Regions from separate parts of the Homo sapiens genome. Here all the other regions are linked to region 1. The links are chromatin loops, found by intact Hi-C in ENCODE. Cell type or tissue: chondrocyte. All regions are shown on one strand. Region 1 holds the start of LOC105376311 (a long non-coding RNA gene). Region 2 has its middle 59 kb from the start of PPP1R26-AS1. Region 3 overlaps VAV2 (vav guanine nucleotide exchange factor 2). Region 4 holds the start of RXRA (retinoid X receptor alpha). Region 5 holds the start of LOC124902297 (a long non-coding RNA gene). Region 6 holds the start of LINC02907 (long intergenic non-protein coding RNA 2907).

Region 1 (5,000 bases):
ACGCATGCACACACCACGTGCTCACACAGATGCTTTGGCATGCACACCCATGCAGAACTGCTCCCGTGCACACACCCATCGCTGCCCTTGCACACACCCATGCATGCTCCCATGCACACACACCCATACAGGCTCAGTTGCACACACCCATACACGCTCCCGTGCACACACCCATACACGCTTTCATATGCACATACATCCATATTCCCATGCACACACACCCATACACACTCCCATGCACACACACCCATACATGCTCCCGTGCACACACACACTCATGAACATACACACTTGCACTCAGCCCTGGAAGGATCGACAGAACAGTGGGGGTCTTGGGTGCGGGGCTGAGCCAGCCTCCCTTGGTGGAGTCAGGACCCCACACCAACATTCTCCCTCTTCCTGGGAACGGCGGCTGTGCGGCTGTGCTCTGAAACTCTGGGCCACTCCCTGGGCCCCCAACCATGGCTGAATGGTGGGTGCCACAGGAGTCTCGACTCACTTTGCCATCTTAGGAGCCCCCCTGGGTCCCAGCTGCACATCCAAAGGATCCTCCCTGGGCTTCACACCCTCCCCTGCCAGGGCCTCGGCTCTGCCCACTGAGACCAACCTGGGCTTCTCCAGAGGGGTCCAAGTGTGAATGGACCCCGAGGGAGGGCGGAGTCCTTGAAGTGGCCACCCGCTTCCTCTGTGTCGGCACAGCCCTCTGCCGACCTGGCTTGCTGAGTCTGGCCCACCCATGTTCTCTGCATATAATCTTGCACACATGAAGCACGTGGGCCCCTTCCGTGGTCTGGAAAAGGGGTCGGCCCTGGGGCTTCGGGAGCTGGGATGTGGCCTCCCTGCTGAGAGGCCTCCCATCCTGCTGCACATCTGCGCACATGGCTGAGTGCTGCTGTGTGAGACACCAGCGGTTGGAAGCTGGCTCTGTGCCCTGGTGGCCCCCTGGACTCTGGGCACAGCCTCCACGGACACCCGTCCTTGGGGTGAGAGTGAGCCCTCGGAGTTCTCAGGCCAGAGCGCAGGGACAAAAGGGGAAAGCTGAGGTCTGTGGTTGCAGGACACGGACCCCTCGGGGCTCTGGGAGAAGCCCAGGAAGGGGAAGCTTCCCGTAAGTTCCCAGGGCCTTGGTGCTTGTTTTAATAATGGGGCAGGGTGTTACTATGGGACTTCCTGGGGTGAGCGTGGGGGGAGTTTGGTGCCCCTCCAGGGACACGAACACCACCCCGTGCTCCCACCAGCCAGGCAGAAACTCCAGGCTGCTGGCTGGCGCGGCATCGCAGGACAACCCAGCTTTGGGCCTCCCTTCGGCATTTGGTTGCCACGGTGACTCCTGCCCAGGGCAGTCCCTCTGGACCAGAGATGCTGGGCTTGATAAGTTCTTCACCGTCACTCTCAGGCAACGACAGCAAGCCAGTGTGGGCTGGAGGTTTGTGAACTGAGAGGCAAGGGAGGGGGCAGGGGCTCAGGCACCTGCGGTGGGGGCAGGGACACATGGCTCCTGGATGGGCACCGCTGAGCTCCCTGTGCTTCCGTCCCTGCCATCAGCCAGCAGACAGCATGATGGGAGGAAGGGCGCACGTGGGGAATGGGGCGCATCCTGAGAGCACATCCTGAGAGAACGGGGCAGCCCCTGCACTTTGTGCAGGCAGTGCACACTCAGGGCGGAGGAGGGGTCATCGCTGTGCCCAAGGACAGCTGCACCTGGGTGACCAGAGGAGGCCAGGGAAGTCTCAGGGGCCTCAGGAGGAAGGGGCTGGGGCGTGGAGACATCGGGAAGGGCCACATAGAGCCTTCAGCCCAGTCCCCTGGATTCTCAGATGGGCACAGCCGCCCCCTGGCAGGGACTCAGACAGCATCGGGGCGGGCAGGCCATTGAGTCTGGCATTTTCTACCTGCCTTTCTGCAGCGAGCCCCCTCTGTAAAGATGCCCGGAGGGAGCCCGCAGCCCCTGCAGAGCTGTGTCCCCACACTTCGCAGAGGCCCTGCGAGGAAGGAGTTTGCCCAAAGGGAGGCCAAGGCAGGACCAGGTCCCATCCCACCACCTCGGTTATGGAGCTGATTAGGAACCCGAGTGTCCCCAAGGACAGATGCCCCGGCGCCTGCTGCGGCGTGAAGCAGCCCTGCCCCCTGCTGGCGACGCTGGGACAGCGCGGGTCCTCCAGTCCCTTCTTGCTCCTCCAGGCCTGTGGGTGCCACAGTGGCTTCCGGCAGTGGGGTTGATTACTGTGAGTCAGAATCACCTGGGCGCTCCGCCACCCAGCCATACCCCTGCTCACTGCAGCAAGCGGTCCAGTCAGGAGCCGGCTTCATCCCAGTTTCACCAAGATGCCTCAGCAGTCAGCTGTTCGGGAAGCTGGGCACACAGCCCTACTGGGTGCCAGGTGGGCTTGGCCTGCAGCAGGAGCAGGGTCAGGGAAGGTGAGGACAGAGCGCCAAGGAGGGAGGGGGGCGGGTCCTGCCCTCTCTGAGCCTCAGTTTCCCCATCTCCCCACCTCCAAAGTGAGGACAAACTCCCCACTTTCCAGGGCTGTTGTGACCAGGGCCTTGGTCACCCAGAAAATGCTTTAGGAGGAAGCAGCCACTTCCTCCTTTCTTTTGGTGTGAAGAGGCTCTAATGCAGGGCATGGGTGGAGGAGGCCAGGCCGACTTTGCTCCCTGAGCAAAGGGTGGTGAGCAGGAATCCTTGGAGATTTGACCCGGGGTCCACCTCTGGACAAGCACAGGACTGTAGGCCCAGGTTCCAGGGCCTGGGATCCAGGAGGTGGCATCATGGCTTTTGCCCATTATGGGGGATGGGGAAGGTCAGGTACCATGGTGCCCTCCAAGGTGAGCAACGGAGCCTTTGAGGTCCAAGGGCAGGGCAGAGACCCCTGTGTGGGTCAGTGGGGGCATTTGGGAAGCACAGAGAGGAGGCTCAGTGGTCTTCCTTCTTTCTCACTCCTTCCCCCCTCCCTCCCTCCTTCCCCTTCCCTCCTGCTTTCCCCCTCCCTCCTTCCTTCCCTCTCCCCCCTCCCTCCTTCCTTCCCCCTCCCTCCTCCTTCCCCTCCTCCTTCCCTCCTTTCTCCTTCCTTCCCCCCTCCTTCCTTCCCCTGCCTCCCTCTTTCCCTCTTCCTCTCTCCTTCCTTCCCCCTCCTTCCCTCCTTCCCCCGTCCCTCCCTCCTTCCCCCTCCTTCCATCCCCCTCCCTCCCTCCTTTCCCCCTCCACCCTTTCCCCCTCCCTCCTTCCCCCCTCCGCCCTTTCCCCCTCCCTCCTTCCCCCTCCCTCCTTCCTTCCCTCTTCTCTTTCTTTTCCTCCCTACCTCCTTCCTTCCCTCCTCCCTACCTACTTGCTCCCTCCTTCCCCTCCCTCCTTCCTTCCCCCTTCTCCTTCCTTCTTTCCTACCTCCCTCCTTCTTTTCTCCTTCCCTCCCCTCTCTCTCCTTCCCCCTCCCTCCCTCCTTCCTCCCTCCTTCCCTCTGGTGGCAGGTGCCTGTAATTCTAGCTACTCAGGAGGCTGAGGCACGAGAATCTCTTGAACCTGGGAAGCAGAGGTTGCAGTGAGCCAAGATCTTGCCACTGCACTCTAGCCTGGGAGACAGAGTGAGACTCCATCTCAAAAAACAAAACAAAACAAAACAAAAACAAAAACCACAAACAAACAAAAATGTGAGAAGGACATGAGATTTGGGAGGGGCCAGGGTTTGGCTCTGTGTCCCCACCCAAAACTCATGTTGAATTATGATCTTCCATGTTGGAGGAGGGGCCTGATGGGAGGGGACTGGATCATGGGAGTGACTTGCCCCTTGCTGTTCTCGTAATAGTGAGTGAGTTCTCACGAGATCTGGCTGTTCACTCTCTCTCTCTCTCCTGCTGCCATGTAGGACGTGCCTGCTTTCCATTCGTCTTCCACCACGATTCTAAGTTTCCTGAGGCCTCCCCAGCCATGCCTCCTGGACAGCCTGCAGAACCGTGAGCCAGTTAAACCTCTTTTCTTTATAAATTACCCAGTCTCAGACTGTTCTTTGTAGCGGAGTGAGAACGGACTGAAACAGCACCTGATCAGCCCTTAGGACAGTCAAGGTCATCAAAGACAAGGAAAGTCTGAGAAACTGTGACAGCCAAAAGGAGCCTCAGGAGACACGATGACTGAATGTCCTGTTGCGACATAGATAAAGGTGTATCAGTGCTGGCTCATGATTGCAACAAAGGTGCTAGACTAACGTGAGATGTTAGTGTGAGCAGAGCTAGGCGTGGGGCATATGGGAACTGTAGTATCTTTGCAACTGTTCGGTACATCTAAAAGCTATTCTAAAATTTAAAAAGCTAATTTTAAAAACTGAAAGCAGCATTTATATATATGAAAAAGTTGGCTGAGGTCCCTGTAATCCCTGCACTTTGAGAAGCCGAGGTGGGCAGATTGCTTGAGCCCAGGAGTTTGAGATCAGCCTGGGCAATGTGGAGAAACCCCATCTCCACGGAGAAACCCCGTCTCCACCAAAAACCCCCACAAAAATTAGCTGGGCACAGTGGTACATGCCTGTAGTCCCAGCTACTCAAGGCTGAGACAGGAAGATCACTTGAGCCTGGGAGGTCAAGGCAGCAGTGAGCTATGGTCGCCCTGATGCACTCCAGCCTGGGCAACAGAGCAAGACACTGTCTCAAAAATAAAAAAGTCACAGACTGTTGCCTAAGTCCTTATGGAAACCAACCTGCTTACTGAAGACCTATCGTGAGACATTCCAGCAGTTAGAAATAAGGACCTAGCTTTTCCAGAGCGATTCCACGCCTTTGCTAATCCCCACAGTCAGATGTGCTAGTGGAGACACACAGAATGGGGGAACGGGGTTGGTGATGGGAGGAGGCCAATGGGGTGACTTTTTTTTTTTTTTTTAAACAGAGTTTTGCTCTGCCACCCAGGCTGGAGTGCAGTGGCACGATCTTGGCTTACCGTAACCTCCACTTCCAGGGTTCAAGTGATTCTCCTGCCTCAGTCTCCTGAGTAGCTGGGATTACAGGCACAT
Region 2 (5,000 bases), 970 kb after region 1:
CAGCCTGGGGTTATTTTGGTGTGGCCGCCCGAGCTGACTCACAGCCCCCAGTGAGACCCCAACTCCAGCTGTTCCCTAAGAAACCCAGGCTCCCCGAGTGGCACCCACAAAGCCCCAGGCATTGCCCTCCTCGCTGCAGCAGCTCTGGAAAACCCTGTGGATCCAGGAAGAGGCAGGCCCTTCAGAGCCCAGGGTCTCCCTTCCCTCCCCTGGAGAGCAGCAGGTCCCAAGGGTCTCGAAATCTAGCTTCTGAGGTGACCGAGGACTGAAAGGGATGATGTGGTGAAGGCTGAGCCCAGGTCTGGCACATCTTAGGTGGGCAACAGATTTTAGCTAAAATTATTCTTATTATCAGTATTAATGTCTCTCTGTTCCTCACCTGGGTCTTCTCCTAGACTGAAAGCCTACCCAGGGCAGGGCGAACCTCAGGAAGCTTGTAAGTCCAGAGCCAAGCTCACTGGGTGCACCACAGCCCGGGCTGCAGCTGCGGCAGGCCCTGCCTGCAGCCGCCTGTGGCCTCCATGGACAGACGGCCCTGGTGACCCCCACCTGAAAACCAAACTGAAACCTGGAGGAGGGGCTGCCCGGTGCACCGATTTCAAGGAGCAGTTCCAGAGTCGGCCTCTGGTCACCAGGGGTTGGTGCGTTCCTTCCTTCCCCAAGACACCCATGTGGGAGGTCAGGTGGGAGTCAGGGAATCAGGGAAATACTGTGGGACCCCAAGCCAGCTGAGCCCTGGGAGCACCAACGGGAAACGCCAACGAGTGCTGAGCCCTCCCGGCACGATCCAGGAAACCCTCTCAGCTCCACCAGGCGGTGAAACACCACCTCTGCGAATCTGCGTTCCGGGGCCTGGGGCTGTCCAGCGGAAACACAGCTCAGCCACATTTAAGGAGGCAAAAAAAAAAAAAAAGCAGCGGAAATTCATCCTGGTAATGTATTTTTGTTAAACCCAATATACTCAAATATAAAGAATTATTAATGAGATTTTTTTGCATTTGTTTTTCTACTAAGTCTTCAAAATAGGACCTGGTCTTTATACCAGAACACCACATCCCAGGGCAGACCAGCCCCATTTCCAGTGGCAATACCCCTCCCACACAGGGTGGATCGATAAAAATAAGAAAACTGTGAAAGCACTTTTTTTTTTTGACAGGGTCTCATTCTGTCACCCAGGCTGGGGTGCAGTGGCACACTCACAGCTCACTGCAGCCTCCACTTCCCAAGCTCGGGTGATCTTCCCACCTCAGCCTCCCAAGTAGCTGGGACTGCAGGTCTTCGCCATCACACCCGGCTTGCCTATTTATTTATTTATTTATTTATTTATTTATTTAATTTATTTATTTATTGAGATGTGGATCTCACTATGTTGCCCAGGCTGGTCTCAAACTCCTGGACACAAGTGACCCTCCCTCCTTGGCCTCCCAAAGCGCTGGGATTACAGGTGTGAGCCACCGCGTCTGGCCTGACAGAACTTTTTTTTTTTTTTTTTTGAGATGGAGTCTTGCTCTGTCCCCCAGGCTGGAGTGCAATGGCACAATCTCAGCTCACTGCAACCTCTGCCTCCTGGGTTCAGGCGAGTCTCCTGCCTCATCCTCTCGAGTAGCTGGGATTACAGGTGCCCGCCACCACGCCCGACTAATTTTTGTATTTTTAGTAGAGACGGGTTTTCATCATGTTGGCCAGCATGGTCTCGAACTCCTGACCTCAAGTGATGCACTCACCTCGGCCTCCCAAAGTGCTGGGATTACAGGCGTGAGGCACCGTGCCTGGCCTCTGAATGCACTTTTTTCCAAAAAGAAGCCATAGGTCAGCGCAGATGTTCTCACTCATTGGTGGGAATTGAACAATGAGAACACATGGACACAGGGAGGGGAACATCACACTCCGGGGCCTGTTGTGGGGTGGGGGGAGAGGGGAGGGATAACATTAGGAGATATACCTAATGCTAAATGACGAGTTAATGGGTGCAGCACACCAGCATGGCACATGTATACATATGTAACAAACCTGCACGTTGTACACATGTACCCTAGAACTTGAAGTATAATAATAATAAAATTAAAAAAAGAAAGAACGGGGAAGCTTCCAGGCCTTCGCGAGCCCAGCGCAGCCTCCCGGGCCGGGCGAGGGGTTTGCGGCTGATTCTCCGCGCGTCTCAGCCTGACCCACCGGCTCCCCGCCGCTCCGGGAAGCGCGCGCTCGCCCCCTGCTGGACGCTCGCGGCCCTGCGCCCAGCGCGTTCGGTGGAGGGACCCTGGCACCCAGCGGGCGGAGCCGGCATTTCTGCAGGAAGGAGCCAGGTGGACGCCGGAAAACCCAGGCACCAAGATGAAAACACGTAATACACCTGGTGTTCAGATCCGAAGTAATGCAGGAATATCCGCGGGGCACAAAGTGTCAGATGCTAAAAGCAGCTCTGAATGGTGGGGTGGGGTCCTTCTCGGCTGTGGGGAAACTGAGGTAATTTGACTGACTCAGCTGCCCGAGGTTCTTTCTGGAAGATTCTTTCTCAGTCAGCGCAGACTGCCACAACAAAACGCCACAGACCAGGGCCTTAAACATTCAGTTCTGACCGTTCTGGAGGCCGGGAGGTCCTAGATGAAGGGGCCAGCTGGTTCCAGGTCTGGTGAGACCCACGATTGCAGACTCACGGCTGCCCCACTGCGTCCTCACGCAGCCTTTCCCGGGATGCGCAGGGGGAGAGCTCTGGCCTCCCCTCCTCTTCCGAGAAGGTCATTAACGCTGTCAGATCGGGGCCCACCCTTACAACCTCACTGAGCTGCATCACCTCCAAAGGCCCTGTCTCCAAATAGCCACACAGGGTCTGGGAGCCAAGGTCTGAACCCGGGGACATAATTCACTCCACAGCACAGGGACCTAAATACATGAAGCCACTGGCGCAGACCTGGTGGTGCAGTCGCTGGAGAGGTGGCTGGTTCCCCAGAACCCCCGCTAGAGCTGCCCGGCAGCCTCCAACCCCACGCAGGTCGGGAGGTCTGCGGCCCGGCTCCCACGCTGCACCGGGACTGCCTGCCTGATCCGAGAGGCCCCTGCGTTGCACAGCAGGCTTCACTGCCTCTCTTAGGGGACAGGCCACAGGGCCACCCGGCGTGGCCACCTCCAGCCCACAGGGTCCAGCCGGATTCGGGGATGACAGTGACCCCTCCCCACGGAGGGCCTTCTGCTTCCAGAAGAAGGGTCCTTGAAGAGGCCCTTGCAGGGCCTCTAAGCTCACGGATGCTTTATCCCCACGACTCCCCATAGAGGGGCCTGCGGTCACCCAGGGGCCAACAGGAGCCATGGGCAGCCTCTGTCCACACCCAGCTGAGGCCCTGCCCCATGGGTTGGAAGATGGACGGGAATCATTGGTTCCTTCCGGCACGTCCATCCACACAAAACTGATTCCTTTGGAGATTTTGCAAAAGGTTCTAGTCTTTCCTCAAAAAAGTGCGCCGGGGGTTGTGGTGAGGATTCTGTTCCTCTTTCTCTTTTAAACAAGGCAGAGACGTCCCCCTTCATAGCCATCCCCTACGCTGACCAGTGGTTTCTCATTAAAAAATGAAAAGTGCTTTCCCCAAAGAACTGAAAACAGGCATTCCAGCAAAAACCTGCACACACATGTTCCTGGCAGCATTGTTCACAATGCCCCTGCAAATGTCCATCCACAGAGCAATGTGGTCACAGCGTGTGGTCCATCCATACAGTGGGATATTACTCAGCCAGAAAAGAAAGGAAATTCTGGGCCATGAAAACATTACGCTAAGTGGAAGAGGCCGGTTACAAGAGGACACACGTGGTGTGATTCCTTTTCCACGACATGTGAGGAGTGAACAAATCCACGGAGACAGAGGGAACAGAGCTTCCCGGGGCTGTGGGGGCCAGGAGTGGGGAGCCACTGCCTCATAGGGACGGGGCTTCGGCCTGGAGGCCTGAAAACGTCCTGAAACTAGCTGGAGGTCGTGGTTACGCAACACCATGAATGTCTAAACACCCCCAAGCTGTGCACCTGAAAATGATTCATCCAATCATCCACTTTAAATACGTGCGGTTCTCAGACATCGGTTCTACCTCAATAAAGTGGTCTGTAAAAACAGTTAATTTTATGTTATGTGGACTTTACCCCAATTTTTTAAAACAGTGCTTCCATCCCTTGCAGGGCTCTGTCTAGCAAGGACCCAGCTGTGAAGCTTGTGGTGGCTTTTAGGGGAGCTCCAGGTTACTTGGGGGTCTTTGAATCCCAACACCCATCCTAGTGTCCACAGCTGATCCCTCTCGCCCCCCAGACACAAAGGAAAAAGGTGTGCGAAGCCAGGGGCGGTGGCTCATGCCTGTAATCCCAGCACTTTGGGAGGCCAAGGCAGGCAGATCACCTAAGGTCAGGAGTTCGAGACCAGCCTGGGCAACATGGTGAAACCCCATCTCTACTAAAAATACAAAAAGCTAGCTGGGCGTGGGGGCACACACCTGTAATCCCAGCTACACAGGAGGCTAAGGCAAGAGAATTGCTTGAACCTGGGAGGCAGATGTTGCAGTGAGTCGAGATCGCACCACTGCACTCCAGCCTGGGCGACAGAGTGAGACTGCATCTCAAAAACAAACAAAAACAAATTCAGCCTGGGCAACACAGCGAGACCTCACCTCTAAAAACGATAACATGGCCCCAAGTCCTTGCCCCTCTTCCCATCAAGACGTGGGGTCTCTACCCCCCACCCCCACTGCCCCTCTTCCCATCAAGACGTGGGGTCTGTACCCCCTACCCACACTGACCCTCTTCCCATCGAGAGGTGGGGTCTCCACCCCTTACCCACACTGACCCTCTTCCCATTGAGAGGTGGGGTCTCCACCCCTTACCCACACTGACCCTCTTCCCATTGAGAGGTGGGGTCTCTACCCCTTACCCACACTGACCCTCTTCCCATTGAGAGGTGGGGTCTCTACCCCTTACCCACACTGACCCTCTTCCCATTGAGAGGTGGGGTCTCTACCCCTTACCCACA
Region 3 (5,000 bases), 650 kb before region 1:
TTGTCGTTTTTGAGATAGTCTCACTACGTCACCCAGGCTGGAGTGCAGTGGCGCAATCGTGGCTCACTGCAACCTCTGCCTCCCGGGTTCAAGAGATTCTCCTGCCTCAGCCTCCCAAGTAGCTGCGATTATAGGCACCCGCCAGCACGCCTGGCTAATTTTTGTATTTTTAGTAGAGACAGGGTTTTACCACATTTGCCAGGTTGGTCTCGAACTCCTGACCTCAAGTGATCCTTCCACCTCAGCCTCCCAGAGTGCTGGGATTACAGGCATGACCACCGCGCCCAGCCTGTTCTTGCTGTTTAATGAACAAGTATTACTTCTATGTAAAAACTTAAAAAACAAAACAAAACGAACTTTTCTCCTCACGTCCTGCTCACTGTACGCATTTGTGACCGCCTCGCGCAGGAGCTCACGGCAGCACGGACCCGCCAGGTGCTGATGGTGCAGGGTGCGGCCGTCCTTGGCCTCCTCTGCACCCACACATTTTAATTTCTTTCTAAAATGAAAGATGAAGGGGGCAGTATCATAATGCCCTTCAGAAGCTTATTTTTTTTTTCTTTCATCGCCGACGTATCGCAGGTGCTTTTCCGTGCCCCACGTTCGCGGAGGGCATTCTCTTTGTGCTGCTGGCACCGGGTGGGTGTGGCCTGGCCATCGGGGACCTTCCCCTGCCAGCTTCATGTCAGTGAAATCACCAGGGTGAAAATGTTTGTGATTCACCACCAGGGGTAATTTTGCCACCCAAAGGACCCTCTGGTAATGTCCAGAGGCATATCTGGTTGGCATTACTTGAGGGGGTGGGGGTGCTACTGGTGTCTGGTGGGTGGCAGGCAGGTACACTGCTCCACATCCTGTAACGCACAGGGGCAGGTCCCACAACCAAGAATGATCCAGCCCCAGACGTCAGCAGTGCTGAGGTGGAGAAGCCCAGGTTAGAACCAGCAGATCCTCGGGAAGTCGGCTCCGGTCAGCACAGACCAGGGAGTTTGCTTCCTGGGGTGGCGCATCCCCTCTCCCCAGGCAGGACGAGGTGACTGACTCGGTAGCCCAAGCCTGGCCTCTGCAGGGCCAGACTCTGGGGAGCCCCAGGAGGTGGCAGCCCTGCCTGATGGGGTCCGAGGAGCAGAGGCGACTGCCGGCCCCACCGAGCCTGGGCCCAAACCCTGTCCATTGCCCCTGGAGGGGAGAGTCAAGGTGAGGGTGGGCCAGGGGTCCACGAACCAGGGGGCGTCTCCTGCCCCTGGGAGACACAGTTCTCCTCTTGGACTTGAAGGGGTCTTCTGTCTAGGCTTGGGGGAGAAGGGGGGCTGGGCAATGAATACAGTCCCTCCCCTGTCCCCTCCCCTCCCCGTCCCCCTCCCCCCGAGCACAGGCAGTCTTCAGTGCACAGGGCACTTGGGTTGGCTGTCGTGGGCAAGGAAGCGTGGATGCTGGGGGTCTGAGATCAAACTCAGAAGTTGCCGGGCACCAGCCTCTCAACAGGCAGCCATGGTGTGGCTGCCCATGGAGCTCACTCAATACTGGGGCTGTGAACGTGACTTTATAGGTACGTCCTCATCGACCTTCCCTAGCCTGAAGAGTCAGTCTCACTCACCAAATTTTCTATAGAACTCTGAAATTCGCTGATTTTCCTCAAGGTCTCCTTGTCCCGTTTAACTTCATTGATGTACATCGCCAAGTCCTTGAAAACAAGAGGCAGAGGTGAGCGGGCTGTGCTGGGTGGGGTGTGTGTGACTGTGTGTGTAAGCAGGCTGTACTGGGTGGGGTGTGTGTGCATGTGAGCGGGCTGTGCTGGGTGGGGGGTGTGTGACTGTGTGTGAATGAGCTGTGCTGGGTGGGGTGTGTGTGTGTGAGCATGTGTGAGCGGACTGTGCTGTGGTGTGTGTGTGTGAGACAGCATGTGTGTGTGAGCGGGCTGTACTGTGTGGGGTGTGTGTGAGCGGGTTGTGCTGGGTGGGGTGTGTGTGACTGTGTGTGTGTAAGCGGGCTGTACTGGGTGGGGTGTGTGTGACTGTGTGTGTGAGCTGGTTGTGCTGGTTGGGGTGTGTGTGACTGTGTGTATAAGCGGGCTGTACTGGGTGGGGTGTGTGGTATGTGAGCGAGCTGTGCTGGGTGGGGTATGTGTGTGTGATTGTGTGTATGTGTGAGTGAGCTGTGCTGGGTGGGGTGCATGTGTGTGTGTGTGTGAGCGGGCTGTGCTGTGGTGTGTATGTGTATGAGTGATTGTGTGAGAACATGTGTGTCTGAGTGGGCTGTACTGGGTAGGGTGTGTGTGATTGTGTGTGTGATTGTGTGAGCAGGTTATGCTGAGTGGGGTGCGTGTGATTGGGTGTGTGTTATTGTGTGTGTGTATGTGAGCAGGTTGTGCCGGGTGGGGTGTGTCTGACTGTGTGGTTGTGTGTGTGAGCAAGCTGTGCTGTGCAGGGTGTGTGTGTGTGAGCGTGTGTGTGCATGCACGCACATACATGCAGGAGCTCAGCCCCCAAGGGACCCCCCCCCCCACCCCCCACCCAGCATCCAGGCACCGGGCGTTTCTGGACCTTCTTCCTCCATCCTGCCGGGGAGGCCGCCCTCGAGACAGGAGGGCTGAAAAACATCACCTCTGCATGACAGATGAGGAAACTGAGGCAGGAAAGGGAACACACTGACCGAGAGCCACACCTCGTCAGTGATGATGCCAAGAGCCCCAAACTCCTGGCTGGTGCCACTTCTTTCTACCCCATCACGTGGTCCCTCTTAAACATCCTAATAGAGGGAAGCAGCCCTGTGTGTGGGAGCCACATCAGGCCACATAAGAGCCACCTAGACTTGGGCTGACCTATGTCCCTGTTCTTGGGAAGCTTCCCCCTCCCCAGCCTCTCTAAGCCACAGCCTCCCCTTGGAGCCTGGACAGAATGAGGGGTCAGGAAGTCCCTCTCTCCACGGGTCTGGCCACCCCCACTCCGGCGCCTGCCTGCCGTGCTGCAATCCTCGTGCTGGCCACCAGAGAGCAGTGCCCACTTCAGTCCAGAAAACGCAGTGTCCAGACCTGGCCCACAGCGGAACCCAAGGGAGCCGGCCACGTGGGCGGTCCTGGCCCTGCCCCCCGAGAGCAGCGGGTGGAATTCCCCAAAATGCAAGTGACCAGCCAGGGCCAGAGCCAGAGCCAGAGCCAGGTCTTCAGCAGGTTCCCATCCCTCCCGCCCTTCCTCGTTCCTAGAAGACCTCACCATTGGCTCCCCACCCACCCCGCAGGAGGGAACTTCCTGGGGAGGCTGCAGCACGCTGTCTGAAAGGGGTGTTCCGTTTTCTTGTCGTTGTCCACTTGCCTTTAAAATAAGGAATAAATTCCCAGAGACAAGGACCCCAGTAGCAAGTCTGGAGCTCAGGACCACCCCCCTCCCAAAGGCAGAAACATTACAACTGTGACCACCGCGGCCCCTGCGTGCACCTGGCCCAATGCCTGGCATGAAATAGGAACAGATGGAAGTTGCCCGAATGAATGAGCAGGTGAGGGAAATGTCTGTACTTTGATACAGAGGCAGGACTGCAGTCAGCTCATGGAGCTTGGACCTAAAACCGCAATTCCCTTGGAGACAAACCTCAGGCCCACAGCGGCACGGGGGCTGATTCTCAAAGACGCTGCCGTACAAGGAGTGAGCCCTCAGTCCCTAGGGGAAATCAAGCCCAGGTACAGCGACGACTCCCATAGTGGCTGCATGAATGACTTCCTATATAAATTGGGAATGGATCAAAAGACTTCTAAAATCCCCCCAGCCCTGAAGTTTCATGATGAGGTTCGGTGGCTCTCAGAAAGGCAGACGCACACCCGCAAGTCACCGAGTACTTTGTGCAGCACCGTGAGCTACACTCCTGGGAAACCATCCCGTCGAGGGGCTCAGAGCCACTCGCCAGCCAGACACCGAGTGCTGAGAGTATGAAACGCAAGACCACACTCAGGGCCCGGGTGCACGGCCCACTGCACCTGCTGTCACTGTCTCAGAGCCCCCGAGGACGCATCCACGCTGGCTCACACACCGTGGCTCACAGCAGACAGGCCAGAGCAGGTGTTGGAGAGGGGCGGCTTGGGGGCTGCAGAGCTGACACCGAGAAAGTTCTGTCAGCCCGTCATGGCAGGAGGCTTTCCTGGAGCATTCCTCAGGGTGCTCGCTGCCCAGTGCAGCCGAGCGGGAATCTGAAGGTCTCTGGGACCACCTCCCGTGCCCACACACGAGTGCCCACAGGATTTGGAGTAAATTTCTCCCCGAGCACAAGCCCTGCTCAGAGAACCTCTTAGCACCGGCGGCCAAGCACTGGCCCCACTCCCGTCCCAGCCCAACAGCAGCTATAGACAGAGACAGATTACAGCCCCTCCCCCACCCAGAGGGAGCTCCTTAAATGAGGTACCTGGGAAAGGAAAAGGGGGCCCAAAGCCCAGGGGGGCTGCCCAGAGGGCAGGGGCCAGGTGTCAGAGGGCAGGACTGCAGCCCTGAGGGGGGCTGGCAGAGGTGTCCTGTGCTCCCGACGAGGGAGATGTGGGGGGGGTCGTCATCCCTCCACCCAGATGCAGCTGGAGGGGACCTACCACATGCCAGGTGCTGTGCCTGGCCTGGGGACACAGGTGACTATGGCTGACACATGCCTGGCTGGGAAGGAGATGGCACGAACAAGTGTGTCCAGGAGGAAGAGTGCCACCCACGAGGAAGCCAGTTCCCTGAGGACAGAACCCAGTGGGGGGCGATCCTCCCTGGAAAACGTTCTGTCCACAGTGAAGGCAGGATGAGCAGGACGTGGCCAGGTGACGAGGAGGAGGGTGCACCTGAGCCAACACCCGGAGCCGGGGAAGTGCAGGGCACGTGCAGGAGCCTGGGAGGGATCAAACCTGCCTGGAACTGTGCTGAACACAGCTGCGACATCAGGGGCAAGTATCCTGCAGAAGGCCGGGAGTGCCAGAGTGAGGAGCCCATGCCTGCTTCATGGGCAGAGGGAGCCACGGAAGGTTTCTGAGCAAGGGAGTG
Region 4 (5,000 bases), 120 kb before region 1:
CAGCTTAGAGCCCCGTTGGTGTCCTGGGAACTTCTGGGAGCAGTCCACCCAGACGCCAGCTTCCTCATGCTCAGCCAGCACAGAGACCAGCCTTTAAAAATATTATTCAACAAGCAATTCCCGGGACTGTTTACAAGACTGAGCCGAGACAGGCATATGAAATAGGCCAAAGTACCTTAAAAAGCGTCCCTCAGGGAAATTAAAAAAAAAAAGACCCAAACAAAAAAACAAAAAAACAAAACCTTCTTAGATCGCAGGTTGTGAATAAATGGATACTACTATAAAAATAGTTTTGGCTGTAGCAGCACATGGTGGGAAGGCTGGGGTGTTTTTTTCCATGGCTGGCTCAGACCTGGCCATTTCATATGGGGCAGCCACTATCCCGGGAGGTTTCGTGTAGAATCATTTGCACCAAAAAGCTCCAAACTGAGGGGGAGGATAAAAAGTAGTGGCCACAGAAATAACAAGCGGCATCGTCATTTTCCATCAAGGACCTGGTGTGTTTTCGGCGGCCGAGCACCCAGGCCCCTGCCCCATGGAAGAGAAGGGCGGGGCTGAGAGCCATTCACCGTCTGTGGGCACAGAGGCTGGATGTGAGCCCAGATCTGCAGGACTCCGGACTCCGTGCGCTCTCCACGTGGTCTCTAGAGCAGGGGATGACGCCTTCCGGTGTTTCTTAGGAACAGAGGGCCCTTCTGGAACCTTCAGCCTTCCCAGGAGGAACCCACATGGAAATCTGTCTGCATGTGCCTCCCCGACTCCAGGCACCAACAGCTCCTGAGTCTTGAGTTTTCAGGGACAAGGAGTGAGATGGGGGTGGGGTGGAGAGTCCAGCATGCCACACCGCCCACTATTGGGAGGTGACCTCAGACACTTCAGCCCAGCCTTCCCACCATTGCCTGGCGTGTCCTGACCTGCCGTCCGCGGCCTGCTGCTCCTTCTCTCTGCAGGCCGCTGCTCAGCCGGCCCTGCTGCCTGGGCGGCCACTGCCTGATGGAACCTCCCTGCTCCAAAACCTGACTCAAGAACCAGTGATCCCAAAAGCTGCCTGAGCCCTTTGGCTGGATAGAGCCTTGCTCTCCCTGCACTGAGCATAGGCGAACGGCCTGCCTAATTCAGCGTCATTTCATCATCATCATCATCACAATAACTGTCACACCGAGCTCGTCCTCCCGAGCGCAGACTCTCCATATTATCTCACTTAGTCATCTCAGTGACTCAGTGAGGAGGGAGTGGTTGTTCCCACTTTACAGATGAGAAAACTGAGATACAAGGAGGGAAGTGACCCAGCTAGGCCACACGGTTGGTAGGAGGTGGACCTGCAATCTGGCCCAGGCCTTGTCTATCTGGGACTCCCCCCCAACCCCCCAACCTGAGTACAGTCAGGAGGGGCCCAAGCAGTCACAGAGACAGGCCTGGAACGCGGCGGGCACATGGCACTTTTGCAGTGTATGTTGGTGCTTACGGGGGCTCTTTCTCAGTCCTATCCTTTGTTTGCCGCCCCCCTCCCTGGCAGGAGGAACTCAGTTTTAGAAGGGCAGTGGGTTGGGCCGGCATGCCATGTGCAGTGGGGAAGTGGGTCTGTTGTGGCTGTAACCACAGTGGGTGAGGACCAGGTGTCAACAGTGGCCCTCATCCCGGAGGGAGTGGGGCAGGCTGCCTGTTGGACAGGGTGTGTGAATAGGGGGACGGGGTGGCCTTTGGTAGGGGCCCAGGGGTCAGTGAAGAGGGGGAGGGGGAGAGGGCTGCCTTGGGCTCTGGCTGTGCTGGGGGTGGGCTGCCCAACCAGGGCACTTCTGTCCCAAGTGGAACCAAGACCTCCCACCGGAACAGGCCACCGGAGCCCTCGTGGAACCCAGCTCCGGGTGGCCCGACTTGAGGGGCACCCAGGCAGCAGGACACCTCTCTGGTCTCGGGCTGTTATCTTTGGGCCGTGTCATGGCTGTCCACACGCGGTCATCACCTCCTCACCTCCCTCCCCATTAGCGTCCCCTGACCCGGGCCACCACGCGCAGCCTGCGTGAATGGTCAGTCCCTGTGCCTCGCAGCCCGGGCCCTTAGGTCTAGGTGGTCAGCAAGCTCGCGGTGGGGGTGCGGAGGGAGGGCGCGGCGGGGCGCCTCGGCGCCTGCTCAGGAAGGCTGGGCTTGGCGGCGCGCAGGTAGCTCACACCCAAATCCGAATTCCAGCCGCCCGAGACGGCGGGCGGCGGGCGGCGCGCGGCGGAGGCGGCCCGAGCTGTCCCGGGGCAGGAGTGCTTCCTTTCGTTTTCAAACAAATCGTGAATTTAAAAGTCAGGCAGAGAACTACCCAGGGTATAAAAATAGCCACCGGCCACAAAGTCTGTGTCCAACTCCGGGCAGCGCCTGCCCAGCCTGGTGCCTTTGAAGAGGGGTCCCAGGAGTGCGGGTCGATGAGGAGGCGAAGCGCGCACCCCTCCTCGTTCCCGGTGGGCTCGTGGGTCTCTCCGTGGGGGTAGGGCGTGAAAGTGTGGGGTGGACCGGGGGTAGCGTCCGGAAGACGAAACCTTCCCCGGACGAGGAGCTTGTCCTCTGCCGTTGGGGCACATCGCCACTCCCGGGCCTCAGTTTCCCCACGTGTCCGCCGCGGCGGGGTGCGAGGTATGGGTGCCGCGGCCATCCCGCCCGGCTCTGCGCTTGCCTGGCCCGGGCCGGGGTCCCCTCGCGGCCACCGCCCGGCCGCTTTGTGTGGCCGCGCAGACAATGGCCCGGCCGCTGGGCTCCCGGCCCGGCTCTCCGCCTCCTCCGGGCCCTTGCGCGCAAGTGTGTGTGTGCGCGAGTGTGTGGCGGGCCCGGGGAGGGAGTTCTGCTCCCGCCCCCGCCCCCGCCCCGCTCCCTCTGCGCCCCGCCCCCTCCCACGCCGCCTCCTCGCGGCTCCCGGGAACCCCTGGCGGAGGCGAACTCGCAAGTTTGCACGGCGCTCTCAACTCGGCGGCCGGGCGGGCGGCGATCGCGGGGCGGCGGCGGCGGAGGGGGGCGCGCTCCGGGCGGGGCTGGGCGGGCGGGGCGCGGGCCGAGCGGTGGCGGCGGCGCTGCGCCGAGTCAGCGCCCGTCGCGGGCCCCCCGCCACCCCCCCGCCGGCGCCGCAGCGCCGCGGTCGGAGCGGGGCGCGGGCGCGCGGCGGCGGGGGCGCGGGCCGGGCGCGCGCGGCGGCGGCGCGCAGACACAAGTAGTTTACATTGTTGGGCGACTTTTGCAACAACTCGCCGCGCCGCGGCCTCCGCGCGCCGCCGCCGCCACCGCAGCCGCCGGCTCCCCGCCGCCCGGGCCCGGGCCGGCCGCGCCGGGGGCCGCCGCGCCCGCCGCCCGCTGCCTGCGCCGCCGGCCGGGCATGAGTTAGTCGCAGACATGGACACCAAACATTTCCTGCCGCTCGGTGAGTGCTCGCCGGGCCGGGCGGGGACGGGGCCGGGGGCCGGGGGCCGGCGGGCGGGAGGGGGCCGGGGGCGCGTTGGCGGCGCGCGCGGGGGGTCGCCGGCCCGGGCCCCGCTCGGACCCCTCGCCGACCTTCGCGTGAGTTCGGGCGCCGGGCCCGGGGAGGGTCGACCCGGGGCAACTTTTCGCGGGGCCGGGGCGGGGCTGGGCAGCGGGCGGGCGGCGGGGCCGGGGGGCGGGTGGCAGGTTCGCCCGGGACGAGGAGGGGTCTCCCGCTCACCGGCGGCCGCCTGCGCCCCGGCGCCCAGCTGCAGCCGCGCCGCACAGGAACCCGGCCGGAGCGGGAGGAGCAACTTCTGCGCTCCGCGGCTCCGGCCTCCCTGGCCTGGGGACCGGGACGGCGCGCTGGGCCCCGAGCGGCCTCTGCGCCGCCCGCCCGTCGGGCTGCGGCTTCTAGCAGGCCGCTGGCCCTTGGGTGTGTGTCCGCCCAGGAAACAGACTGGGACCCTGTTATCCCCAAAGCAGCCCACGCCCGGGTGGGCAGGGTCCCCCGGGGCTGTATGAACAGAACGTCAGACCTGGGAAGGCCCCATTCCAGAAATGGGGCCCCTCACTCTGGCACCCCCGGGTGTTCTCCCAGGCTGGCTCTCCATTTGTGAGCAGGACAGCGCAGAGGCGCGTAGGGTCAGTTTCCCTCCTCCTCCTGCCATCCCGCCCGGTAGCTTCCTATCCCAGACTGCCCGCCAACTCCAGGCCCAGACCTACCGAGAAGGGGGAGAGGGCATGGCTGGGGCCCCCACCCATTGCCCTCCCAAGGGTTTGGAAGCTAGTGAGAAGGGGGAGACTTTATAAATTAGCTCCGGGAAGGATATTAATTTGGTGGTGGGACGGCAGCCAGGCTGTCAGGCCGGGTGAAGGATTTGTGCTGAATGGAAATCGAAACAGCTGATTATGAATGAAGCCCCCGCCATCCGTAGCCCCTCCTGCCCACCCTCCCTGCAGCCTGGGGTGCAGCTTGGCCACCCCAGGAGGTGCTCAGAAGCCAATGTAGCTGCAGGGATGTTTAGTGAGATGGGGCATCAAGGGGAGCCAGCATGGACCTAGCCCCTCCTGGATGTGAGGGTGAGAGTCTGAGTACCTCTGCTACTCACAGGCAGGTGTGCTGCCCCGTGACCGGGGCAGGCGGTGGGTTCCAGGTTTGTCAGACCTAACGCTTACTCCCTGCCTCTGTCATGATGGAGTGGTGGGCTCGAGGCCTTGAATGAGCTCCAGGGCTCAGCCTCCAGGGGTGGGCGCTCATGCCCATTTTGCAGATGAGAAAACTGGCTGGGAGAGGCTGAGCCCCCAGGATACAAGGTGGTGGATTTGGGATTAGCACCCCCAGCTCGTGGTACTGCTGAGTGTGAGGCAGGAGGGAATGCTGCGCTGTCTGTGACCGAGTGCAGTGTGGAGTGGGCTGGGGCTGCCTTTCCCTGTTAAAGCTTTGCACTCACACATGTGCACACACACATCCACACACACAGAGCTAGGCTCTCCCAGACGATTCCTCTGGAACAAGAATGCTCAGCTCAGTGTCTGGCCCCTGGACGTGGCAGGGGCCTGGCTGG
Region 5 (5,000 bases), 270 kb before region 1:
TTAGTTGGCAGGAGGGCTTATGAAAATGAGGCCTGGGGGATGTGTCATTTACTCAACTGTCTTGGCTAATGGGATCTCTAGGCTGGTGAGGTTGCGTTCTGTGTTTTTTTTTTTTTTTTTTTTTTTTTTTGAGACGGTGTCTCGCTCTGTTGCTGAGGGTGGAGTGCAGTGGTGCGATCTCGGCTCGCTGCAACCTCTGCCTCCCAGGTTCAAGCAATTCTCATGCCTCAGCCTCCAGAGTAGCTGGGATTACAGGCATGTGCCACCATGCCCAGCTACTTTTTTGTGTTTTTTCTAGAGACAGGATTTCACCATGTTGGCCAGGTTGGTCTCGAACTCCTGACCTCGAGTGATCCGCCCACCTTGGCCTCCCAGAGTGCTGGGATTATAGGCGTGAGGCACCGCTCCTGGCTGTGTTCTATGTTCTGTAAAGGAAAACAGTGCAGGTAGGAGAAAAGAGGGGCCTGGGAAGGGAAGAAAACAGCAGGGAAGAGGAGGGCTGAAGACAGAGCAGGAGGAAGGCTGAGTGGCTTTAGCTCTTTGGCCTAACCCAGACCAGTCAGAGTTCACTCTGGGCACCTCCCAGTGGCAGCCACTTGATTTGCAGGCAAAGAGCTTGGAGACCGGCTCTGCAAATTCAGCCTTATCCATGTCCACATGGGTATGGCCCCGGAAAGCACTCAACAAATATGCACTAAATGGATGACTTCAGGCAGTGATCCAGATTATTCAGAGCAGAAAGCTGCTTGGGCTCTGATTACAGAAAAGTACTCCCCGCTCATCCGGATGCAGGGATACCTTCCAAGACCCCCTGTGGAGGCCTGAAACTGTGGATTGTACCGAACTGTAGAAATACAGTACTGTTTTTTTTTCCTATACATACATACCTATGATAAAGCTAGGCACAGTAAGAGATTAACAGTAATTACTAATGATAAACAGAACGATTGCCACAATATACTGCTGTAATAAAGTTAGTGTGTGTGATCTCTCTTTCACAATATCCTAGTGTTCCATGCTCACCTAGTTTCCGGCCACTATTGACCGTGGGTACCTGAAATTGCAGAAAGCAGAAACTCAGATAAGCAGGGACTACTGTACTCTTTTTTTTTTTGAGACAGAGTCTCGCTCTCACCCAGGCTGGAGTGCAGTGGTGTGATCTCGGCTCGCTGCAACCTCTGCCTCCCAGGTTCAAGCAATCCTCCTGCTTCTACCTCCCAAAGTACTGGGATTACAGGCATGAGCCACCACGCTCGGCCCTGTACTCTTATTTGCAGGCTCACATGGCTTTAGGGAGACTGTATTTTCCAGAATGCTGATGACATTTCTGCTCCAGATCTGGGGAAGTGTTGGTGAGTCAGTACTCAGCAGGATAGAAGGCTGAGGACAGTTTGGGCCCCCACAGGTGGCCATTCTCCCTCCCCAGAAACCTGGCCATGTGGTGGGCCGAGGCTGCCCGCTCTTTCGAAACTCCAAGCTCTGGGCACCCACAAGGAAGGAAGGACGAAGCGAGGGTGGAGTGAGTGCAGTGAGAAGCGCTCCTCCCGGCCGCCAGCACCATCCTGCGGAGTTAGTGATGTGGCGGGATCAGAGTTCAGTCTTTACAGGGAATGTCTCCTGGAGACACATCTTACTGGCAGCATCTGTGGGCTGCCTGGGGTGGGGTGAGGCAGGAATGGGGTGGCCTGACCCCTGCCCTGCCCACCTCTCACGCACGCACCTCCACCCACCTGCTGGCTGGTCCCAGAGGCCTTCCTAGGTTCCCGGGAGGCTCTCCGCTGGGAGCCAGGGGAAGTGTCAGAGCCAGGGCGACATTCCCAGGAATAGCGAGAGGCCCCAAGGACTCATTCCCTTTCAGAACGGAAGGCCTCGGTGACCCAGGACCCTCCTGGGGCCGTCACAAGTCTTCGAGTAACCACTGGGGCCCAGCGGGTGAGCTTCAAGGCCACTCCTAATGGCCACCACGCTGACCAGCAGCTTTTCGAATGGGCTGGTCCTTTGGAACTGCCCCTGGCTGGTGGGTGTCCCTGCCTGCCAGCCCCCGTCCTGCTGGCCTTGGCCTGGGTGGTGGGCTGGCCCCAGGGTGGGGTGTTCCTCCTACCCCTGCCTCCGCTTCCATCACTTTTTTTTTTTTTTTGAGACAGCGTCTCTGTTGCTCAGGCTGGAGTGCAGTGGCGCCATCTCGACTGATTGCGACCTCTGCCTCCTGAGTTCAAACAATTCTCCTGCCTCAGTCTCCCGAGTAGCTGGGATTACAGGCGCCCACCACCGCTCCTGGCTACTTTTTGTATGTTAGTAGAGATAGGGTTTCACCATGTTACCCAGGGTGGTCTAGAACTCCAGACCTCAGGCAATCCATCTGCCTCAGCCTCCCAAAGTGCTGGGATTACAGGCTTGAGCCACACAGCCTGGCTGCTTTGGTCACTTTGGGAACAGTATTCCAGTGTCAGGCTGCTGGGCTCGGGAGCTTGGGTGTCTGCCCCAGTCAGTCGCCCCTCTTGGGGTGGGACACCCAACAGGCATGGAACACAGGGTACCTGTGTCTTTTAGGGTGCAGGGCTGGGCAGTTCCAGCAGTGTCCACCAGGGGGCGGGGCCGCACCGCTCAGGGTGGAGCTGGAGCCACCAACCCGCATCCTGGCTGGGGCTCCCGGCTCTCACCACAGCCCTCTCCGCCTGGCTTCTCTGGGCTTGGGCAAGGCCCCTAACTGTTCTGTGCCTCAGTGTCTTTCCCCTTGAAGGGACTGATCTGCAGAGTGCCCGCCCTGGGGTTGAGCTTATGGTGAGGGCTCGGTGGCAGCCAGCCCTGACTGTCCTGTTTACCCCATGGAGAAACTGAGGCTGGAGTGTCCGCTGGACATCCGAGGTGACACCCTCAGGTGCAGCTGGCAGCGGGGCCCCAGGAGATGCTGGGAGATGCCTAGATTTGTGGGGTTCTTGGTATGTGCCCAGCACGCAACAGTTCCAGTTGCAGTCTGGACTCTCTCTGGCATTGTTTTTTTCAGAAGGTCATGTTTTCTGTGTGATACATAGAATACCTGCTCACTATAGAGACATTTAAAGCAACACTGAGCCGGGCGCGGTGGCTCATGCCTGTAGTTTCAGCTACTCCGGAGGCTGAGACTAGAGGATCACTTGAGCCCAGGAGTTCAAGACCAGCCAGGGCAACATAGCAAGACCCCATCTGTAAAAAATTTTTAAAATTTACCCAGGCGTGGTGGCACGCACCTGTGGCCCCAGCTACTCAGGAGGCTGAGGTGGGAGGATTGCTTGAACTTGGGAGGTCGAGGCTGCAGTGAGCTGTGGTTATGCCACTGCACTCCAGCCTGGGCGACAGAGTGAGACCCCATTTCTAAAAACAAACAACAAACTAAACGACAGGGAGAAAGAGTACAATAAAAACTAAAAAGAGCTCTAATCTTACCAATCAGCACGTGACGGGCACCACTGGCGTTTCTACGGAGGAGAGTCGTTGGCATTCCTGTGGGTTTTCTGTTTCCCATTGGGTCCAGAGTGTGGAGCAGCTCAGGGAGGCCCTGCAAGGGTGAGGGAAGGACGCAGCGTGCCTTTTTGTGTGTTCCAAGGTTTCCTGGGACTGGAAGACTCTGTCAGTGATGTGCAGGGGGAGCAGGAGGGTCCAGATAAGGCCCTTTCAGTGCTGTGTATCGAAGGCCCCGAGGGTTTACAATGGGATGTTTCCCTGCATGCAGATGCCTTCCCCGTCACGTCCTGGGTTCCTGAGGACCAGGCACTTTGCCCGAAGTACACAGTTACTGTGGTTTCTTTTTGCCGCCCCACCCCCCCGCCCCCAGCACTATTATGAAATGGATATTGGCCTTGAAGTAGATGGTGTCTTAGGAAGGAGAAAAAACATTTCCCTTCACAGTGCCTGTGGTGACCTCTGGGCAGAGTGGTAACCGCCCTGCCTGGCAGGCCCAGGACTCCCTGGATTTCTCCGACTCTGCAGGGATGCCCCCATGGCCTCCCAGTCAAGCCTGCTCAAGGGGCTGCCGTTCCCTGCTTCTGCAGAGAGGGTGATGACTGTCTAGGGGGAGAAGACCTCTTCTCAGGGCTCAGGGGCCTCTATTAATAAAGTGACTGCTGACCCCGGACGTACGGGAGGGAGGAGGGGATGGAACGTTCCCAGGGTTGGCGTTTGGCCGGAGACGCTTCTTGCCTGACCCAGTGCTGGCCTCCTGAGCATTCCGGTTCTGCCCTGGACCCCGAGGCTCCGATGGGCCGGAAGCCCTGCATGGACCAAGTGCTGGGGCTCCCCTTCCTCAGGGACATAAATCTCCCTGGACTGGCTCCCTGCGAGCGTCCTGAGGGCCTGAAAGAAGGAGGGACGGAGCCTCAGGCCTATGGGACCAGGAGGGACTCAGACATAGGCCATCGACCCTCCAGGAGCTGGCTCACAGCTGTTCTGGAAACTTCTCAGGCTGCACATGATCCGGCTCTGCCTCTAGACCCCAGAGGCAGCCCGCAAGAGGGCTCTTGCTGTAGTTCGCTCGCGTTCGGTTGTTTCCATGGGTGTTAGTGGGTGTGGGCTGGGGACAGGCAAGAGGACAAGTCCTCTCCACCATCAGAAGCCCGGCCTGTGCTGCAGAGACAGGAGGATGTGGTACAGGCCAGTGAGCCCAGCTCGTGTGTCTTAGTTTAGCCACTCACAGACCCCCGTGCAGTTCTCTGGGGCTGAGGTCCTCGGTACCCCAGGAGGGGAGGCAGGCGATTTTAACAAGTCATTCTAAGGACAGCACGGCTGGCAAGAGGTGGCCACTGCTGTTGCCCGGACGGACAGGTGAGAAACCCAGGGCACAGAGAGGCCACTTGCCGGCCCTACGCCACACAGGGAGTGCGGAATGACTTTGGGATAACTCCACACACACCGCGGCAGCCCCTACTTACGAGAACTTTGCGGCAACCTTGAGTGTGGGTTCTAAGCAGAAAGAGAGGCCAGGCTTCAGGGACGGGTGGTGCCACCAGGAGGGGCTTTTCTGGTCT
Region 6 (5,000 bases), 900 kb after region 1:
CTTTCCTCAGCCTCGAAGCAGCCAGGGCTCCTGGGCAGGGCGCCACAGCAGCCTCTATTTACCCCTCTGTAAAATGGGAAGAAAGTTCTCCCCAGGTGAGGCTGTCTCATGACTAAATCAGACACTCCAAGCTGATGCTCTGAAGCCACAGGTGTCCCTGCATCCCCATCACTAATACTGTCCTCTTTCCTACCATGGACAGGGGGCTCAGCGCCCAGGAAAAGAGCTCCACACTTTTCTAGCATCCCCTCGGGAGCTCTGGTTCCATAGAAGGGGGCTCCCAGTGTCCGATGGGGCTGAGCACAGCATGCAGCTGGGGCCCCCGTGTCCTAGGGATCCGAGAGCACACTGTTGGGCAGCAGCTCCTGGACGGGGCCCACCAGCCTTTGTGCAAACCAAGAAGGAGCTCGTCCCCTGGTACCAGGGCACCCAGCTGGCAAGCACAGGTGGCTGGACCCTGGCTCCCTCATTGGCACCTGCGGGGCCACATCGTGACCTTTGTGGGCCCCAGACACCATTCCCCCTGCACCTGATGGATCCATCGCTTTGCCCAGCCTTGGCTCTCGAGGTGACCTTCAAGGACTGCTGCAAGGACTGCCCCGCCAAGGAGCCTGGCACAGGCTGTTGGACACAACCCCAATTACTGACAGGTTCGCAAAGACACCCAAGCTGCAGGGCCTTGGCAGACGGGTAAGCAGCCTGATCTCGTCCAGAAATCTTGTCCACGTGCACCTCCCGGGAGCCCTCCTTCGGAGATGGCCGAGGCCTGATGCCCCAGAAGTCACTGTGTCCAGCTCCCACCTCTCCTGCCCCTCAACCCCTCAGTTCCTCCCTGGGAACCACCTGTCAGCTGCCCCAGCCTGGATTTGTGTTTTCACCCGGGAGTGACTCGGGGCCTCTGGTGGCCTGGGGAGATGGGGGAGCTTCCTGGGTCCAGGCACCAGCAGTCACCTCTGTCCCCAAGGAAGGCCCTGCCAAAGGGCCGGGCACCAGGTGCTCCACGTTTAGGCCAGGACTAGTTGATGGCTGCCCAGGCTCCCAATGACACATTCCCCTCCTCCGGGGTTGTCCCTGCTGGGCCTCTGTGCCAGCTGACAGCCAGAAGTCTGGTGATCGAGCCCGGTGGGGTCTCTGCCTGGGGAGGGATCCCTGGGTTTTGTCCCCATGCAGTGGGGGCTCAGGAAGTGCCCCCCAGCTTCCTCCTGCCTCTCAGCATTCCCAGCTGCCAGCACAGAGAGGCTGGGCTCAAGTCTTCTCCAAGGCCAGTGCCACCCTCCACCAGGTCCCACTGAGCCTCATGGGGCTGGTGGAGCCACCTGCCCACCTCAGCACTGCATCTCCAGCCAGGGCTGAGTGGCAGTGTGGGCACCGCGGCCCGGGACGACAGCCTGGGCTCAGAGTCAGGCTTGTGGCTTCGCCTCTCAGCTTGCGTCTCCTCCCCTGTGGGATGGGGGATTCCGTGGCACCCCCATGATGAACAGGATGCCATGGGCCTCAGCCCAGGGCAGACCTCAGTGTCCTTCCTGTGGCCGCTGCTGGAGGTGCGTGACCACAACACAGGTGTGTATCGATGTCACTTTGCGTCATGCCTGTGGGGAGGGCCCTCTCGCCCCATGGTCTCCATGGGGCCTCATCACACCTGGGAGGTAACTGGGGCATCTCAATTTTACAGATGAGTAAATGGAGGCTCAGAGCAGTTACAGGCTGAGGCTGAGACCTGGGCAGGTCTTTGTCATCTTGGAGTCCAGCACATACACAGGGCTAGCCTCCAATGGGCTAAAGGGAGCTGCCTCCTATACCTCCCTGTCCCCAGACACACACACAGAACCCCCACATATGCACAAGAGCACACGGCCACAGGAGTGTGTGCAGGTGTGTGCATGCATGCATGCGCATGCACACACATCCTTGCACAGAATGCACAAGGCACACACAGGCACAGGCGTGTGCACACACGTGTACACACACACATGCCTGCATGCATACCTCCCGGCTCCACAGAGGGGAGGGGGCATTTCCCAGGCAGGCTATGCTTCTCCAGCAGTGAGCGAACAAAATCTGTGCTCTGGGTGCCCAGAGCCCGGCAATGAGGGGATCTCACACCCTCCAGGGAGGGGACTCGTCCCCGCCACTGTGCTGACGCCTGGGTCTCCAGAGACCCTCCTGGAACTCCGCCAGGCCTTCCTGGGTTCCAGACAGGCCCGCCACGGGCATGACGCAGCGCCATCTAGCGGACAGCAGGGCTGCAGCGTGGACAGAACGGCCGGACGCCCAGTCCTGGGCTGGCGGCTGAGGAACAGCCTCACAGGGCAAGAGGGCAGGCAACACCTGCATCTTTCCGGCATAAGAACCTCAAGAAAAGCAAAGGAATATAAGCCTGTGTTCTTTGGAGCCACCGAAATCTCTGTTCTCATGGCAGTCGCTGAAAGTTTAAGGGAGCCGCCACCGCCCCAATGGGGTTGGTTTCTTTCTTCCCTGTTTTTAAAGATCTTTTAAAATGTCTAGAGAGACCCTGGGATCCAGTGCTGGACGGATGATGCAGGTTTGTGTGCATTTGGGTTCTTGCCCCACCCTCAGCCTCAGCCACAGCCACAGCATGGCTCCCTGGTGGTCTCGGGAGCAGGTGAACAGGGAGGTCCTGCTGTCGGTGCAGACCCCGCTCTCACGTCAGCCACTTTGCTGGGTAGGAATGAACTGAGACACTGCAGGGCACCCGCTAAGCCCACATCAAGCTCTAATTCCACAGTTATTTTGCAAAGAGGATAATGTTCCCCTGAGGACTCGCTGGATCATCTGCTCTCGGCCAGGGTGGCTGCAGGGCTGTGGGCAGCTGGTGCCTCTAGACAAGACATCTTCACCCCAAAACCCCAGGCCTGAAGTCCCAGGACCCCTTTCTCACCACAGTGACCACCAGGTGGCAGGTCAGGTGCAGAGGGGCCCTCTGCACCCCCAACTCTCAGGGGGATGGGACACCCACCACCCCTCAGGGCCTTCATCCCTCCTGTAAGTAGAGGCTTGCCTTTTGGATACCATGGCAGGGATCTCACATTCATGCCACACAGCAATTCGTGGGGACCTCAGAGATACGCGGGGAGGGCAAACAAGGCCCGCATCTGGAGTACAGCAGCGGGCTTGGCTGGAAGGATGTAAAGGGCACAGGCCGTCTGTCTCTACCCACAGCCCCTAGAGCCTGCAGCGTCGTGCTGCTGGTGAGAAAGACGGCGGCACCATCACATGCGAGAGACAGCTGTCTGTCGAGAGCCTGCTTGGGCTCCCAGGCTCCCTCATCGCCTGACACCCCCACGTGGGGAGGGGGCGATGACCTTTCACGTAGAGGAAGTTGAAAGCTGCTTTTTTCTTTTTGAATCTCATCTCCACTCAGGGCCACACAGAGAGGCTATTGTGTGTCACTTGCTGGGTTAGGAACAGACGGATCAGGGCTTCTATGCTGCGTCTGCCTGGTCCTGGGAGAGAGAAACTCACACAACCATCTGCCTGGAAGACCTGGGCTTCTCAGGCTAGAGGGTCTGCACATGTAGGTGTGTGTGCATGCATACATATGCCTGCGTGTGGATGTCTGTGCTTCACACAAACAAGTGTACTTGTGGGCATATGTGTGTGTGTGCCTGCATGTGCAGCTCTGGGTATGTGTGTGTGCGCATGCCCCTGAGTCTCTCTGCATGTGATGCATTTGTGCATGTGTGTGCCTGTGTGCCCGGGTCTGTGTCTATATATATGCATGCATGGATATGCATACGTATGTGCATTTCTGCACATGTGTGCGTATGCCTGTATGTGCCTGGCTATGTGCACACACATGTGAATGTCTGAGCAGCTCCAGAGGGAGGGCCACCACCCTGCATGGTGGACATTAGTTTGAGCCTGTGAGGACCAGTGTCCCCCAAAGCCCCTCAACTACAGCCCAGCCCAACCCAACCCGGAGCAGATCACAGGCCCCAGAGACATCTCCAACCCTCACACATGGTTCCCAAACCCGGGCTATCCTTCACTCTGCAGGGGCGGGCCAGCCCTGCCCACTGCCAGGGACCCGCTCCAAGGCGCCTGCAGGAGGGCTGTGGGCGACAGTGTGGGCGCCCACCAGCAGGAGGGCCTGTCATGGTCTGTGCACGAAGCTGGTGCGCTGTCTTCTCCAGGAACTCGCACCTTCGCTCCCCCTCCCCTGCCAGCCAACACTTTCAGGTTTCTGCCATAAAAGAGAAAAAAATCTCCCTCCCTCTCTACCCGCTCCGCGCCTGCTCCTTCTCCACTTTTTGCAGATCAAACAGCATGCATGGAGTCGAGCCTGCTGGCTCTGTTCCGAGCTGCACTTTGGGCATCCGTGGGCTGCCTTGCTCCTTGTGGGGTGGCTTCAAGAGCAGGTCCCAGGTGTGCCTGCAGCAGTGCCGACACCCCTGAGAACACAGCGCACCCCAGCTTTCGGCGCCAACCACACAGCCAGCAACTGGGCTTGGAAGCTTCCCTGAGGTCGACGCTGCCTGGAAATGGACTTTGCTGCCTGCATTCAGGCCAGGGGCCATGTTTGCTCCCCCATTACAAGTTGGCCTCATATTAACATGTCTGAGGACTAAGGCTGGTATTCTAGAACACGCCTTTCACTGATTGTGTTAAATAAAAGAGAAAGATGAAAAAACTCAGGAGAATTGGCGGTACCCGCTGTCCCCGTTTCTCCCCTCCCACCAGCTCCACGGCCCACTCCAATCTGGCGCCCAGGCCCGGAGCGCCTCCACCCCCAGCAGCTCCTCCTGGGCCAGGGACCAGTCTCGTCCCACGCCTCTGCAGCCCTGGGGTCACCACTGGCCACTCCCTTCAAGAAGCACACTCAGGTCTGGGCTTGGATGATGCCCCTGGTGGCCCTGGGGCCTCCCTGGCACCTCCTCCTCTGGCCTCACCCTCAGGCCAACCTGTCACACCCGGCTTCAGCTCCCACCTGCCCGAGGAGAATGCTCTCAGGCCGCCCTGCAGGCTCTGGGCCGGGGCTC

The links. A loop is a pair of places that touch in the nucleus more often than their neighbours do. Peaks named below come from ENCODE experiments on the same cell type or tissue, not always from the same donor. Only the 100,000 strongest peaks of a DNase experiment are listed, where the experiment ranks them.
Region 2: a loop joins it to region 1, with 5 times the contacts of the local background. A loop is called at or near these places in 8 of 110 quality-filtered maps.
Region 3: a loop joins it to region 1, with 6 times the contacts of the local background. A loop is called at or near these places in 2 of 110 quality-filtered maps.
Region 4: a loop joins it to region 1, with 4 times the contacts of the local background. A loop is called at or near these places in 70 of 110 quality-filtered maps.
Region 5: a loop joins it to region 1, with 11 times the contacts of the local background. A loop is called at or near these places in 107 of 110 quality-filtered maps.
Region 6: it touches region 1 in a loop (5-fold over the local background); 5 of 110 quality-filtered maps call a loop at or near these places.

Annotation. Positions count from the first base shown.
Region 1 is chr9:134,441,373-134,446,372 of GRCh38, forward strand. It overlaps LOC105376311 (a long non-coding RNA gene), which reads left to right and starts at 3,831. Exons shown (of 5, transcript XR_007061841.1): 1 at 3,831-4,187. RefSeq lists an enhancer at 1,966-2,544. In chondrocyte, CTCF peaks have their summits at 2,128 (motif pointing left) and 2,356; no DNase peak of the experiment used is centred here.
Region 2 is chr9:135,410,526-135,415,525 of GRCh38, forward strand. No RefSeq gene overlaps it. Among named protein-coding and RNA genes, the nearest start is that of PPP1R26-AS1, 59 kb to the right of the region's middle. In chondrocyte, CTCF peaks have their summits at 2,243 (motif pointing left) and 2,472; DNase peaks (open chromatin) are centred at 546, 2,236 and 3,086.
Region 3 is chr9:133,790,186-133,795,185 of GRCh38, forward strand. It overlaps VAV2 (vav guanine nucleotide exchange factor 2), which reads right to left. Exons shown (of 30, transcript NM_001134398.2): 13 at 1,598-1,684. Among named protein-coding and RNA genes, the nearest start is that of SARDH, 54 kb to the left of the region's middle. RefSeq lists an enhancer at 2,834-2,883. In chondrocyte, a CTCF peak has its summit at 2,983 (motif pointing right); no DNase peak of the experiment used is centred here.
Region 4 is chr9:134,323,266-134,328,265 of GRCh38, forward strand. It overlaps RXRA (retinoid X receptor alpha), which reads left to right and starts at 3,190. Exons shown (of 10, transcript NM_002957.6): 1 at 3,190-3,394. The coding sequence starts at 3,367. RefSeq lists silencers at 2,688-2,867, 2,938-2,987, 3,726-3,865 and an enhancer at 4,476-5,000. In chondrocyte, CTCF peaks have their summits at 2,874 (motif pointing left) and 3,960; no DNase peak of the experiment used is centred here.
Region 5 is chr9:134,168,338-134,173,337 of GRCh38, forward strand. LOC124902297 (a long non-coding RNA gene) reads right to left here and starts at 3,688. Exons shown (of 2, transcript XR_007061834.1): 1 at 3,424-3,688; 2 at 1-425. In chondrocyte, a CTCF peak has its summit at 609; DNase peaks (open chromatin) are centred at 1,884, 2,854, 4,714, 4,954 and 2 weaker places.
Region 6 is chr9:135,341,912-135,346,911 of GRCh38, forward strand. LINC02907 (long intergenic non-protein coding RNA 2907) reads left to right here and starts at 1,338. Exons shown (of 3, transcript NR_171012.1): 1 at 1,338-1,560; 2 at 2,111-2,542; 3 at 3,383-4,651. RefSeq lists an enhancer at 379-1,091. In chondrocyte, CTCF peaks have their summits at 2,223 (motif pointing left) and 2,454; DNase peaks (open chromatin) are centred at 1,430, 2,064 and 4,940.